4 separate regions of the Homo sapiens genome follow, and all the other regions are linked to region 1. A link is a contact called in ENCODE Hi-C or POLR2A ChIA-PET data. All regions are on one chromosome and are shown on one strand. The core of a region is the stretch at or near the end of the contact, and the rest is flanking DNA. Distances in the headings are between cores, read along the strand shown.

Region 1 (3,063 bases), core at 188-2,687:
TTTAATATAATTTTATGACTTTATGCATAATGAAATAAACTAAATATTAGAAGTAGAAAAATATATAGACAAGCCTAATCTGAAAAAGAGATAAATATCTTTATTTTCTGACTTCCACAGTAATTACTTAGAAGAAATCCTTCTAAGAGAAAGTCATGAATATTTATTAAGTGTTGAAATGGGATATCACCCACTATGAACATATTATTCCCTGAAATTACAAGTCTATGTAAAATACTCTTTGCAGTTTTTATTTGCCCATTTTACCCACAGCAAGCATCTTTTATGCATATTAACAATTTTCTATTGTTTATTCTATAGGTTTCTTCTATCTTATACTATGTTCTAAAGTCTCAGATAATGTGACATAAACACGTAGATGATATTAATATACGCATGCATGTTTGATTATTGACTAACATTTTTGGCTTAGTAAGCTTTTAAAATGAGCCATAATGTTTTCATGTCATCATTATTAAATATAAAATCTATATGTAAAAAATAAAGCATGTATAATAATAATAGTCAAATACCACATCTGATTTCTTTTTCTTTCTAAATTAAGTGAAAGTGACCATTCTTACTATGCAAACTAAAGGGGATACAAAAATTTTAATTTATGCATTATATTATGTACAGGAAAATTCTATAAAAAGTACATTAGAACTTTTAACAATTAATATTTTGGAGGTTATAAATTCAGTCATAGCCTGTGGAATCTAGTTCTATTTCTAACCCTTAGCTTTATCTGCCATGGCTATAGTTTCTTTTTAATTCTAAAACTAAGGTTAACAAATATGATTGTGGCTGGGAGCGGTGGCTCACTCCTGTAATCCCAGCACTTTGGGAGGCGGAGGTAAGCGGATCACCCAAGGTCAGGAGTAGGAGACCAGCCTGGGCAACATAGTGAAACCCCATCTCTACTAAAAATACAAAAAAATTAGCCAGGCGTGGTGGTGGGCGCCTGTAATCCGAGCTACTTGAGAGGCTGAAGCAGGAGAATTGCTTGAACCCAGGAGGTGGAGGTTGCAGTGAGCTGAGATCGTGCCACTGCACTCCAGCCTGGGAGACAGAGCAAGACTCTATCTCAAAAAAAAAAAAAAATATGTGTGTGTGTGTGTGTGTGTGTGTGTGTGTGTGTGAGATTAAATAAACTTAAAAGGTCTTATACAAACCTAGGTGAAAATATTTTTCTAAGGCAAGCTGAACTGAGTATTTTTTAATTCTATGCAACAAAACCACAAAAACCTGTTATAGACATCTTTAGACTATCAGAGTTTAAGTTTAAAACACTAATGACAGTTTTTAAAATAAATTTTATATAAAGCAAGATCAAACCAAATTGTGTGAAAATTTTCTTACCTCAGCTGTTAACTTCTTTTGCAGAATGCTAAATTCTTGTTCTAACTGGACATTTTGGTGATTTGGCTAAGAAAGGAAAATGGGTGGTTCAATTCAGATTTAAAATGTTCCTCTAGCAAACTGAAATAGTTTCTGTAGAAAAAGAGGAAGTTTATCAATAGCTGGTTCCGGAAGTGCAATAAACCACAAAGTGACTAAGAAATATATTACTTTAACAGAACTTATTTTGAAATACATTTTGGAGCCCTATGATTTGAGTGCTTTTAATTATGTAAATAAATATTTGAGATACTCTAGTAATATGATTATGTAAATTAAATATTTAGGATGGAGTCCCGAAGAGAAAATTACATGTTCTAAGAAGAAAAGCTGCCAGTTGGGTTATCACTTACAGTGAGATTTCTTCTCATAAGAAGTGAGTGATGTGTTCTGTTTACTTGTATGACCTTAGGCAAGACTCTGCACTTCTGAGTCACCGTTTCCTCCTCTAAAGGAATATTTTATTGGGTTATTGTGAGGATTAAATAAGATAGCATAATATAACATGTATAAATGCCTCACCAACTGCAGGTAACCAATAAATGTAATGTTATTTCCTCATAATATAAAAAGTCCAGGGTAAAAGTATAATTACATTATTTTGCAAATGACAGGATCTCATTCTTTTTTATGGCTGAATAATACTCCATTGTGTATATGTACCATATTTTCTTTATCCATTCATCTGTTTATAGACACTTAGGTTGCTTCCAAATCTTGGCTGTTGTGAATAGTGTTACAACAAAAGTGGGAGTGCAGATGTCTCTTTGTACAGTTTTCCTTTCTGTTGGGTATATACCTAGCAGTGGGATTGCTGGATCATATGATAGCTCTATTTTTAGTTTTTTGAGGAACCACCAAACTGTTCTCCATAGTGGTTTTACTGATTTACATTCCCACTAACAGCGTACGAGAGTTCCATTTTCTCCACACCCTTCCCAGCACTTGTTATTGCCTGTCTTTTGAGTATAAGCCATTTTAACTGGGGTGAGATGAGGTATCATTGTAGTTTTGATTTGCATTTCTCTCATCAGTGGTGCTGAGTACCCTTTCGTATGCCTGTTTGCCATTTGTATATTTGTAATTAAATTATTTTGACCAAATATTTTACTAGTGACTTTTGAGTTCAAGTTCTCAACTATTTATTTGATTACCCACAAAGTAGTTACTTCTCAGTGGAAAATAAAATAAATTGGGGATCATTTTTTAAATAAGAAGTTAACTAAAGTTAACTTGTTACTAAAGGGTAATGAGGGGTTGGGGAGATGGTGTTACCAGTTAATAGGTACAAAAAACAATAGAAAGAATGAATAAGACCTATTTGATAGCACAACAGAGTGACTGTCATTAATACCATAATTATACATTTTAAAATAACTAAAAGTGTAATTGGATCCTTTGTAACACAAAGGATAAGTGCTTGAAGGGATGGATACCCCATTCTCCATGATGTGATTATTTCACGTTGCGTGACTGTATCAAAACATCTCATTACCCTTTAAATATATACACCTACTATGTACCCACAAAAATTTAAAATACAAAAAATTTTTAAGTTAACTAAACAAAGTGTATTGAAAGGAGTGAGTCCATCTGAATAAAAATTTCTTTGAGTAAGTCACCTTTCCTCTCTTGAAAAATGGAGATCATAATTCCTAATTT
Region 2 (3,063 bases), core at 21-2,520, 1.7 Mb before region 1:
ATGTCAGGTATCTCTGCTGTCGTGGGCCAGGTGCTCAGATTGCTAGGATACAGCAGGGGGTGCCGAGATGAGGCAAGGGGCCGGGTTAGGAGTCCCTGCTCTAGCACAGCGATACTAGCTGAGTCCATCGATGACCTTTAAACCCGCTTCCCCGGTTCTGTCTAGATTACAGGGTTTGGAAGGCTTTGGAAGATGTGTTCAGAGAACTTTGCCCAAACTGGCCCACGCCTGTTCCAATGCTATGCATAGCTGTTTCTGATTCTTAGCCAGCTCAGGCCCTCTATTCTTTCCATGCTGGTCTGCGGCCTCCGTTACCCACCTGCTGAGGGCGATCTTCTGGTGGAGCAGAAAGCCCCGCTCGTAGGGCCAGGGCAGGCCGGCCTCGAACCACTCTCGGCAGCGCAGCACGGGCGAGATGCAGGCGGCGCCTGTCACGTAGCTGGAGGAGCCGCACTCGCCCAGGTAGGACAGGAGCAGCGCCGAGCCCGAGCCTTCGCTCACCGCGAACAGCGGCGCCGCCGGGTGTCGGAAGCGGATGTATGTGACCGCCTCCTTGAGGTCGGACGGGTCCCCGAAAGGCTGCAGCCGGGGGCTGACCAGTGGGCAACCGTGGTGGCCGCGGCGATGGAAGATGACCGGGTAGTAGCCGCGCTCCAGGGCGAGCAAGCAAAGGCCGAGCACGTTGCGGGTGAGGCGACCCCACGCATTGGGGATCACCAGAAGCACCGCAGGAAGGCCCCCGGCGCTGGTGATCCGGCGGCCCCGAACACAAGGTCCTACCACCCAGTCCAGGGCCACTAGCCCATCGTCCGCCAACTGCAGGTACTCCCGGGCCAGCTCAGGCCCAGGCGCTACGGGCAGGACGAAGTGGCAGAGGGTCTGCAGGTGGGGCCCGGAGAACCAGGAGCGCGGGCCGGCCTCCAGCGCCTCTGAGCGCCGCAGGGCGCGCAGCAGGCACTGGGCCAGGGCCGACGGCTTGCAAACAAGGCTGCACCCTCCCGGCAGTGGCTCGCGCCCGTCGCTGAACTGGTCCGCCGGGCCTCCGCCGTCCGCCTCCTCCCCGTCGTCTCGGTCTTGGGCCCCCGGCAGGGTCCTCTCTCCGACGGCGCGCCCCCAGGGTCCCCGGAGCCGCGGGCCGAGCAGGCCGAGAAGGGCGAGCACGGCCAAGATGAGCGCGAGGGCGGCGCCCCACGGCGGCATGGCGAAGCTGGAGAGCCCCGGCGGGCAGCGGGCGGCGGGGCCGTCTACTCGGCGAGCTCCGCGCTTTGCCCGCGGCTCCGCCCGCCGGCGGCGGCTGCCCAGGGCCCTCCCGCGCGGGCGCGCTCTGGATTGGCCGTGGCCGGGCAGAGGCAGCCAGTTCGGGCCCGGCTGCCCTCGCCCGCCCCCCACCCCCGCCCCGGCCCTTTGTACAGCAATTGCAACAAGTGGGAGCAGAGGGTGAGAGGAGCCGGGGCCACCAGGGAGGGAGGGCGCGCCGGCAGCCGGAAGGGAGTGGGGAGGGCACGAGCCGGGGAGAGCGGTGTTGGCCATGGAGACGTGGGGAGACTGGAGGCCGAGGCTTGGGGACCCGACTGTCATCAGGGTCTTCCGCCAGACCCTGGGCGCTGCGCCCTCAGAGGCCGATGAAAAGAAGCAGAAGGGAGAGGTGAGTAAGTCGCAGCTCCGGGCGCCGGCTCCCGGGACCCCGTGGGGCGGCGGCCGCGCGCGCGCTCTGCCCTCGGGCGGCCCTGCTCTCCCCCGCCCGGCCCCGCAACCCCGCAATAACTTGGCTGGGCGGGGTCCGGCACTGGGCTAGAGAGGTCGAGCGCGGCGTCTTGAGCCGCTGGCGGGAGGCTGCTGCTTCCCCGCCTGCATCAGTGCGGGTCCCGTGGACTCCTCGCCCCCGTCCCCGCGAGCTCGGGGCTCCACATCAAGGAAATCCTCAGCCCGGGAGTGGCTTCCCCAGAAACAGCAGCCCCAAGCCTCCGAGAGTCAGTCGGAGAAAAGGACACACTCAGGCGCCCTGCGACAGGGATGCCCGTCCGACCTACAAGGAACGCCTCGTAAACCGGGGTGCATGGGAGACCACGGAAATAACACGTTCTCGCTGTTTCCAAGCTTTGGGATAGGCATCTCGACCCTCGCTCTCTACCCACGTTTCCCCCCCAAATCCTGGAGAGGGAACCAGAACCAGCGCCCCGCTGCGGGGCGGGCCGGCCAGCGCACCTCCTGGGGGTGAGGCCTGTGGCGTCCCCATCTCGCGGCGACCAATCTCTTTCTAGACGCGCGCCTGCCACCGCTGGGCGACGGCGGAGGTGGGGAAGACAGCAGCCTCTCGGCTAGCTCCGGCCTCCCGGGGCTTCTGGGTTTGGAGAGTTTGGGGAGCGGAGACACCTCCCGAGGCTCCTCCGCGTTGGACCCTATTTGCGAGGGCGGGAGCGGGGTGGGCCGACGGCGAAGCTCCAGAGGTGGGACCCTCTCCCTTCAGCAGCTCTTCCTGACTTCATGATTCTGCCCCTCTTCTCATTGCAGGTCACACCGACAAATCTGAAGCGGGTTTGCCAGGGGAGTGTACCCGTCTCCCCAGCCTGGGCCACCCGGTCCACAGGGATTCCATTTCCGGCCTTACACTCCGCTCCACGATCTCATCCAGGCGCTGCAGCTGTGCAGCTGCTCTACAGACTGCAGGGACCTGCTGAGACGAATCCCCGGACGAGGAAAGGGGCCCCCCGCCTGCCCTACTGAGCCTTGCGCGCTGACCCGGTTCCTACACTTAACTTTTCCGGCTTCGGGTTTAAGACGCGTGCGCGCACACTCCGCTGCTGTGGGCGGGCATTGGGGCGGGGCGATACCGGGGGCCCACTGTCTGGGGAGGGGCGCGCGCGAGCCCAGGGCCAACGGACGCGCGGGCGGCGCGGGCGGCGCGGGGGCGCTGGGGCTGGAGGGGCGGGGCGCGCGCGCTCCCTCGCTGGCGGAGCGGCTGGGCGGCGGGCCGGGCCCGGGGCCGCTTGGAATGGCGCCTCCTCCGCCTTCGCCCCAACTGCTTCTCCTGGCAGCCCTCGCGAGGCTCCTGGGTCCCAGCGA
Region 3 (3,063 bases), core at 327-2,826, 1.2 Mb after region 1:
AAAAAAAAAAAAAAAAAAAAAAAAAAAAAAAATCGTAGAGACAGGGTTTTCCTATGTTGCCCTGGCTGGTCTTGAACTCCTGGGCTCAAGCCATCCTTCCACACTGGCTTCCCGAAGTGCTGGGATTACAGGTGTAAGCCACCGCGGATGCCCAAGATTTCTATCTTTTTATTCAATGTTAGTCTTTTATTTAAAAAATATTTTTCACACTATTATTTCCAGCAATCTTTATCTGAAAATGTCCAAACTTTAAAAAACACTATTCTTAGAAGCAATAGTGCAAATTATAAAGGGGAAAGGAGGGAAAGTCTAATCCTTGCTTTGCAAATAGCAGGTCACACTCTCCAAAATCGTGGTGACCTATAAAAATTTGGAAACTAGTCAATGTCCAACAACAATGGGTAAATTATAGTTAGTTTGAATCACGATGAGGGGCTGTTAGTACATCACATTGCTTGCTGAGCTTGAAAAAAGGGATTTTTCTCAGATACTGATCGTTCTTTTAGAAGTTTAGTTATAACACATCCGGGAGTCAGACATTCCAGCTGGCAGCAGCAGCAGGAAAGAGATGCGGACAGGGGCCTTCCAGGTTCCCTGTATTTCTAGGAATGTTGCTTAATCAAAAGAGGAGACAATGGAGGCATAGTGGGAAGAATACAAGGTTTGGAATCAATAGTTTAGGGTTCAAATCTAGCTGTCTGGCTCTGGGCAGTTACTTAATCCTTTTAAACTCAGTTTCCTTAACTGGGATAATGAACAGGGATAATGTTCTTTTTTCTAGAGAGTTAAAGGAGAAAATATATGCACAGTGGCTAGTGCCATGCCTGGCATCGAGTAAGTGCCCCATTAATGTTTGTTAATGGAGTAAGCGCTTGAATGGAGGAGGCTGTTAGAGTGGAATGCTGGTTAGACGAATGAAACCAGGGCTGAAAGGACCTTTGCCCAGCCTCTCAAGGCCTCTGTCCCTGACCACGGATATTCCCCTAAGAAGCAACTATGCCACCTTCCAGGGCAAAAAGGCTTGTCGATTCCAGAAGGACTTTTTAACTTGTTATTCAGTATTTTTAAATTCCCTCCTCCTGTCTTTTCTTTGACATAGAGTCTCGCCCAGTCCCCCAGCCATGGCCTACTGCAGTCTTCACCTCCTGGTGAAGTCATCTTCCTGCCTTAGCCTCCTATATAGCTGGGACCACAAGTATGTGCCTCCATGCCCGGCTAATTTTTTGATTTTTTGTAGAGACAGGGTCTCGCTTTGTTGCCCAGGCTTGTCTTAAACTCCTAGGCTCAAGCAATCCTCTTGCCTCAGCCTCCCAAAGTGTTGGTATTACAGGTGTGAGCCACTGTGCCCAGCCTTAAATCCCATTTTTAAGGACAAAGGATAATGCTTTCTTCTTGGGGCTGACGACATAGTTCTTTTTGGATATTTTCCATCACACTGTCACTGAACCTTGCTCCCATCCAGGCAACTATAATCCACAGTGAAGAATATTTGATTAAGTAGCAGGTGGTGGGGGATTTTTGTTCTGAGGGGAATTCAAAGAAGTTAAAACAGAGGCAGCTATCTCATAAACCAAGCCCAGAACACGGAGATGAAAAGAAACAAATTGCCCACTTTCTACCACCTGTTTGAGAACAGAAAGATTTACACTCACTTATGTCAGCTAAAAAAATGTACCCTTGTCTCATTGCGGTAAAAGAGCCTCCACTGCTCAGATGCTTCTGATGGAAAGTCTACCCCCTGCTCCGATACACACTTTCATGCTGGTAATGACAGAGGCAAAGCAGGCCTTTCTATCAATATGTTCTGCACACTTCCTAGCAGCTTTGCTTTTTCTATTCTGCATTTGCTATTTTAAGCGAGTACATAATGCATCAATTTTCAGACTCTTACTCAATGCCATTGCTACAGAACTGAGAACTCAGTAATCTTGTCAGGCAGAGCAGAACAATATTCCAACAGATGAAACATTCCATGCAGCCTTATTTCCCTTTTCCTGGGATGGGGCATCTATTTCTGGCCTATAATGAGAGATGAACCAGTGGCCATGGTCCAGTGCCTCTTGCCCTGGAATCCCACATCACAGAAACCACTCACCATGCTGCTGCTGGTAGACACATGAAAGGCCCTGTGGGGGTCTCAAGTTCATTTGACTGCTCTCTTATTTTTTATTTTAAGTTCCCAGAAATGGGTTGTTTTGATCCAGGCTGGAGCTTGCTGGCTGGGAAAGTGTGGGTTCTCTCAGGCCACATTTCCCCTTTTCCTGCCTGCCATGAAGAGTCCCCATTTTCTCTGGAATCACCAATTGGATTTGAGAGCCCCAGAGGAACCTTTGTCTCCCTGCCCCCAGTCTCGTAGAAGATTTAAATGTGAAGTGTCTCCACATGGCTTCTTGCCAAATTTGGCTTGCCCTTGAGCGCAGACACACTTCCAATAGAAGGCCAATTGCATCTGATACCTCAGTGGGCAGTTTAGGCAAATTTCCCTGCTGTGTGTGTTTACAGCTTTAGTGGCTTCTAATACAGGCCTTATTTACTGCCTGCATTGTTACCTGGGAGAGAGAGAGCAGAATGGATCTGCTGCTACTTGCTACACCATTTGGCTTGTAAGTGGATTAAATAGACACATTTTCCCAAGATTTACTCCACATACCTGGCTGGTGTAAATGGGCTGGGCCACTTCCACCATCCTCTCCAGTTCCTGCTCCTTTTATCTTATATCCATTAACAATGGCACAACAAATTAGCGTGGGTGCATAGTGATTCCATTGGAAGGTGAACAATTCAATAAAAACGACACCACTGCTTTCTAAAGAACTAATTTATAGCATCGAAGGATTCAGCTATCCCAATGGGGACCTTGAATTACTGGCCCAACTTTATTGGCATGAAAACAATCAAACCAAATACATTCTTCCTCTGGAGCTGGAAGTCAGACACCCTGGGTAATATTTAGGTCACTGCTGCCCAGGCAAATCTGAAAAATGGTTTGTGCCCTGATTAGGCAGTTACACATTTGTTTTAAATGACTGTCACAGGATGGGATCCGGAGGCATTTTAAGGCAA
Region 4 (3,063 bases), core at 187-2,686, 1.2 Mb before region 1:
CTTAATGCTATAGAGGTTAGTAGAGGTTAATGCAAGAGAACGTAACAATCCTAAATGTTTACATACCTAATTTCAAAATACACGACACAAACTGATAGAATTGAAAGGAGAAGCAAATTCGCAATTATAGTTGGAGATTTCAACATCCTTATCTCAGTAATTGATCTCTTTGGCTGCTCTGAGACTAGCTGGGAATGAACCAAGAGTGAATGAGTGCACAGATGTGGGCAGAGTTTTCAAAAAGGTATCATATATGGGCCAGGCACGGTGGCTCACGCCTGTAATCCCAGCACTTTGGGAGGCTGAGGCGGGTGGGTCACATGAGGTCAGGAGTTTGAGACCAGCCTGGCCAACATGGTGAAACCCCGCCTCTACTAAAAAAATACAAAAATTAGCCAGGCATGGTGGCGGACGCCTGTAATCTCAGCTACTCAGGAGGCTGAGGCAGGAGAATCGCCTGAACCTGGGAGGCGGAGGTTGCAGTGAGCCAAGATTATGCCACTGCACTCCAGCCTGGGCGACAAGAGCGAGACTACGTCTCAAAAAAAAAAAAAAAAAAAAAAAAGTATCATATATGATCCTGATTCCTATACCCAATGGCCCGTGAACAGTATTATTAATAATTTTGGTCCTTGGGCCGGGCGCGGTGGCTCATGCCTGTAATCCCAGCAATTTGGGAGGCCGAGTCGGGCGGATCACCCGAGGTCGGGAGTTCGAGACCAGCCTGACCAACATGGAGAAACCCCGTCTCTACTAAAAATACAAACTTAGCCGGGCGTGGTGGCACATGCCTGTAATCCCAGCTACTCGGGAGGCTGAGGCAGGAGAATCGCTTGAACCCGGGAGGCGGAGGTTGAGGTAACCGAGTTCGCGCCTTTGCACTCTAGCCTGGGCAACAAGAGCGAAACTCCGTCTCAAAAAAAAAATTTTTTTTTTAATAATAATTTTGGTCCTATGTAAGGTATTATTAATACACAGATTTTCATTTTTCGCCTAATTATCCTGAACCAGTTAAAGTGAACACTTGGAAGGGGGTAGGGGGAATATCGATAGCCATGGCAGTGGTTTTCAAACTTTATCAGAATTACCCGCTGGTTAAAATTCAGATAACTCGCTTCACTCCAAAGTTTCTGATTCTGCAGGTTTGGGGTAGGGCCCGAGAATTTGTCATTTTAACAGTATCTCCGGTGTTGCTGATGCCGCTGGTCCCAGAACCACACACTGCGAACAACTGGCCTAGAACGTTGTCATTCCTTTCTCCTACAGATTTTGAGGCAGCCGGTGGGCTCCGAAACAAAACAGAGGTCACTGGATCCGATTCCCAGTACCATAGAAGTGACTCAAACCAGCGATTCAACCGACAAGCAGGATCCGGGCCACCCAAAGCCGCGCGAGAGTTTACGTGACGACATCGGCGTCAGCGTCACGGAGGCGTCGGCCACGTTCAGCGGACACGGGAGCAAGATGGCGATTCCGGGCAGGCAGTGAGTGATCCGGGAGTTAGGGTCAGGCTGGGGGATGAGAAACTACGGCGACTGTATCTTTGGCCGAGGAGTTTTAAATGCGCTGGAAGTGAAGGGACTGTGTCGTCAAGGGTAGAGACGGGAAAAAACGAGAAGTCCTGAGGAACATAGATTCCCCTCCCCCGTACATTTTCCCGGATGGAAGCCCGAAGTTTGAGGGAGAAACTTGTGAGGAAATAAAGGAAGTTAGGCTGAGGGGCAGAGAGCGAGACTTTTCTATTTTCCAAAAGCTCGGTCTGAGGCCCCTCAGTCTTGCTTCCTAACCCGCGCTTGAGTTTCTCCCCGCTTGGATGCTCTCAGGGGCAGTGTGAAGAGAGACAGTTCCTGGCTTCCTTAGAGGGCCTTGTTCTCCTTGGCAGAAGCTCAAGTCCTGATTCCCGCCCTTCCTTCTCGTTTTAGGAATATTGTTCTGAGAAGCCACAGAAAAAGGGTAGGCATATAGGAAATTGGGGTATACGTTGCCGCAAAAGAGACAAATACTGTACGTACTTGAAAGTTTTACCTTTGATGTGTAATCCTTACTTTTGATGCGGCCTCCCGTGATCTCCGCATCTTAAAGGCCAAAACGTGAGAAACTAAAGGAGTTGGATCTGATGGGATGGTTCTCTCAGATGCTCCGAGGCAAAGCACATGATCTTAATAAAGTGTAATGCGAACTTGCCCCATGGCTACTTGGGTTTCTCAGTTATCTTTTAAAAATTTTCGTGAGTTACACTATCCAGTCAGTTCTTAGAAACTGTGTAAGTACACAGTAGGAAAAAAAATCTAGCCATTTTCTTGACTGTTTAGACCACAAGGATAGTTGAAAGCATTTTAAAATCTTTAGTGGACATGAACTAAACTTTCCACTACACATGTTTTTTTTTTTTTTTTTTAAATGTTACTGTCACTTCGCCATCTTAAAACATTTCTGAACTTTTCATTTACTTCTCTTCTTTGATAAAAATGGTATTCGAGTTTGGCCCGTGTCCACAAATGATCACTTAGAGTAGTAATTATAGAATCTTACGGCATGTTAGAATTTTGAGATCACTGAGAAGCAAAAACAGTCTGTTACGTGTTCATAAAGCTTATGACATGTTTTGATTTGGTAGCTTCATGTGGAAGAGGTAGTAGATGTATTTGTTAACATTTAAACATAAAGGTTTAATTTCTATTTCAAAAAAAATATATGCAGGTATGGGCTTATTTTGCCAAAGAAAACACAGCAGTTGCACCCTGTTTTGCAAAAACCATCAGTGTTTGGGAATGATTCTGATGATGATGATGAGGTAAGGAAACCTATGTTTTACTCGTGCATGGTTGGAAATGTAAATTTTTTAAAAATTGAACTTGTGACTCTGATACCTTTGCCTTTGTTATTTGTCAGTACAGTGGAGTATAATTTACAGAATTGTCAAAAAGGAAGGTGTAAAGAAAGCAGCTCCACCGATTTTTTAAAGATTTTTTTCCCTCTAAAAGCTGCAAACTTTACCTTTAAACAAATACACGGTCTTTTCAGACTACTGAAATTGTCATAACAAAATTGTTGGTGTAAAGA

The links. Hi-C counts contacts between places; a loop is a spot of excess contacts on that map. ChIA-PET counts read pairs that join two places held with the same protein, here RNA polymerase II (POLR2A). Pooled maps may share reads with other maps.
Region 2: a pooled map shows a loop between it and region 1 (3-fold over the local background). The contact joins the promoter of ABHD15 here to the promoter of EVI2B in region 1. A Hi-C loop is called at or near these places in 4 of 50 pooled maps.
Region 3: a pooled map shows a loop between it and region 1 (5-fold over the local background). The contact joins the enhancer-like site here to the promoter of EVI2B in region 1. A Hi-C loop is called at or near these places in 2 of 37 single-sample maps with no recorded cell type and 6 of 50 pooled maps. POLR2A ChIA-PET finds 5 or more read pairs at or near these places in 4 of 52 experiments (AG04450, activated B cell, activated T-cell and 1 more).
Region 4: a loop to region 1 is called in a pooled map, with 5 times the contacts of the local background. The contact joins the promoter of NSRP1 here to the promoter of EVI2B in region 1. A Hi-C loop is called at or near these places in 6 of 50 pooled maps.

The regions. Positions count from the first base shown.
Region 1 is chr17:31,312,617-31,315,679 of GRCh38, forward strand. It overlaps EVI2B (ecotropic viral integration site 2B), which reads right to left and starts at 1,438. Exons shown (of 2, transcript NM_006495.4): 1 at 1,363-1,438. The region is part of intron 36 of NF1 (neurofibromin 1); the gene reads left to right.
Region 2 is chr17:29,565,767-29,568,829 of GRCh38, forward strand. It overlaps ABHD15 (abhydrolase domain containing 15), which reads right to left and starts at 1,271. Exons shown (of 2, transcript NM_198147.3): 1 at 320-1,271. The coding sequence starts at 1,200. It overlaps TP53I13 (tumor protein p53 inducible protein 13), which reads left to right and starts at 2,935. Exons shown (of 7, transcript NM_138349.4): 1 at 2,935-3,063. The coding sequence starts at 2,993. RefSeq lists enhancers at 212-321, 2,342-2,391 and silencers at 842-1,461, 1,552-1,811, 2,812-3,063.
Region 3 is chr17:32,514,240-32,517,302 of GRCh38, forward strand. All of the region lies in intron 21 of MYO1D (myosin ID), which reads right to left. The region is part of intron 1 of LOC105371734 (a long non-coding RNA gene); the gene reads right to left. Among named protein-coding and RNA genes, the nearest start is that of CDK5R1, 29 kb to the left of the region's middle. RefSeq lists enhancers at 1,075-1,124, 2,005-2,174, 2,245-2,294. Within about 2 kb of position 1,577, at least 5 of the 41 ENCODE cell types and tissues checked have a DNase peak (open chromatin) inside an H3K27ac peak, as active enhancers do.
Region 4 is chr17:30,115,380-30,118,442 of GRCh38, forward strand. It overlaps NSRP1 (nuclear speckle splicing regulatory protein 1), which reads left to right and starts at 1,437. Exons shown (of 7, transcript NM_032141.4): 1 at 1,437-1,484; 2 at 2,701-2,794. The coding sequence starts at 1,465. It overlaps MIR423 (microRNA 423), which reads left to right and starts at 1,700; the gene lies at 1,700-1,793. It overlaps MIR3184 (microRNA 3184), which reads right to left and starts at 1,781; the gene lies at 1,707-1,781. RefSeq lists enhancers at 948-2,147, 1,180-1,299, 1,320-1,419, 1,450-1,549 and silencers at 1,262-1,863, 1,800-1,869.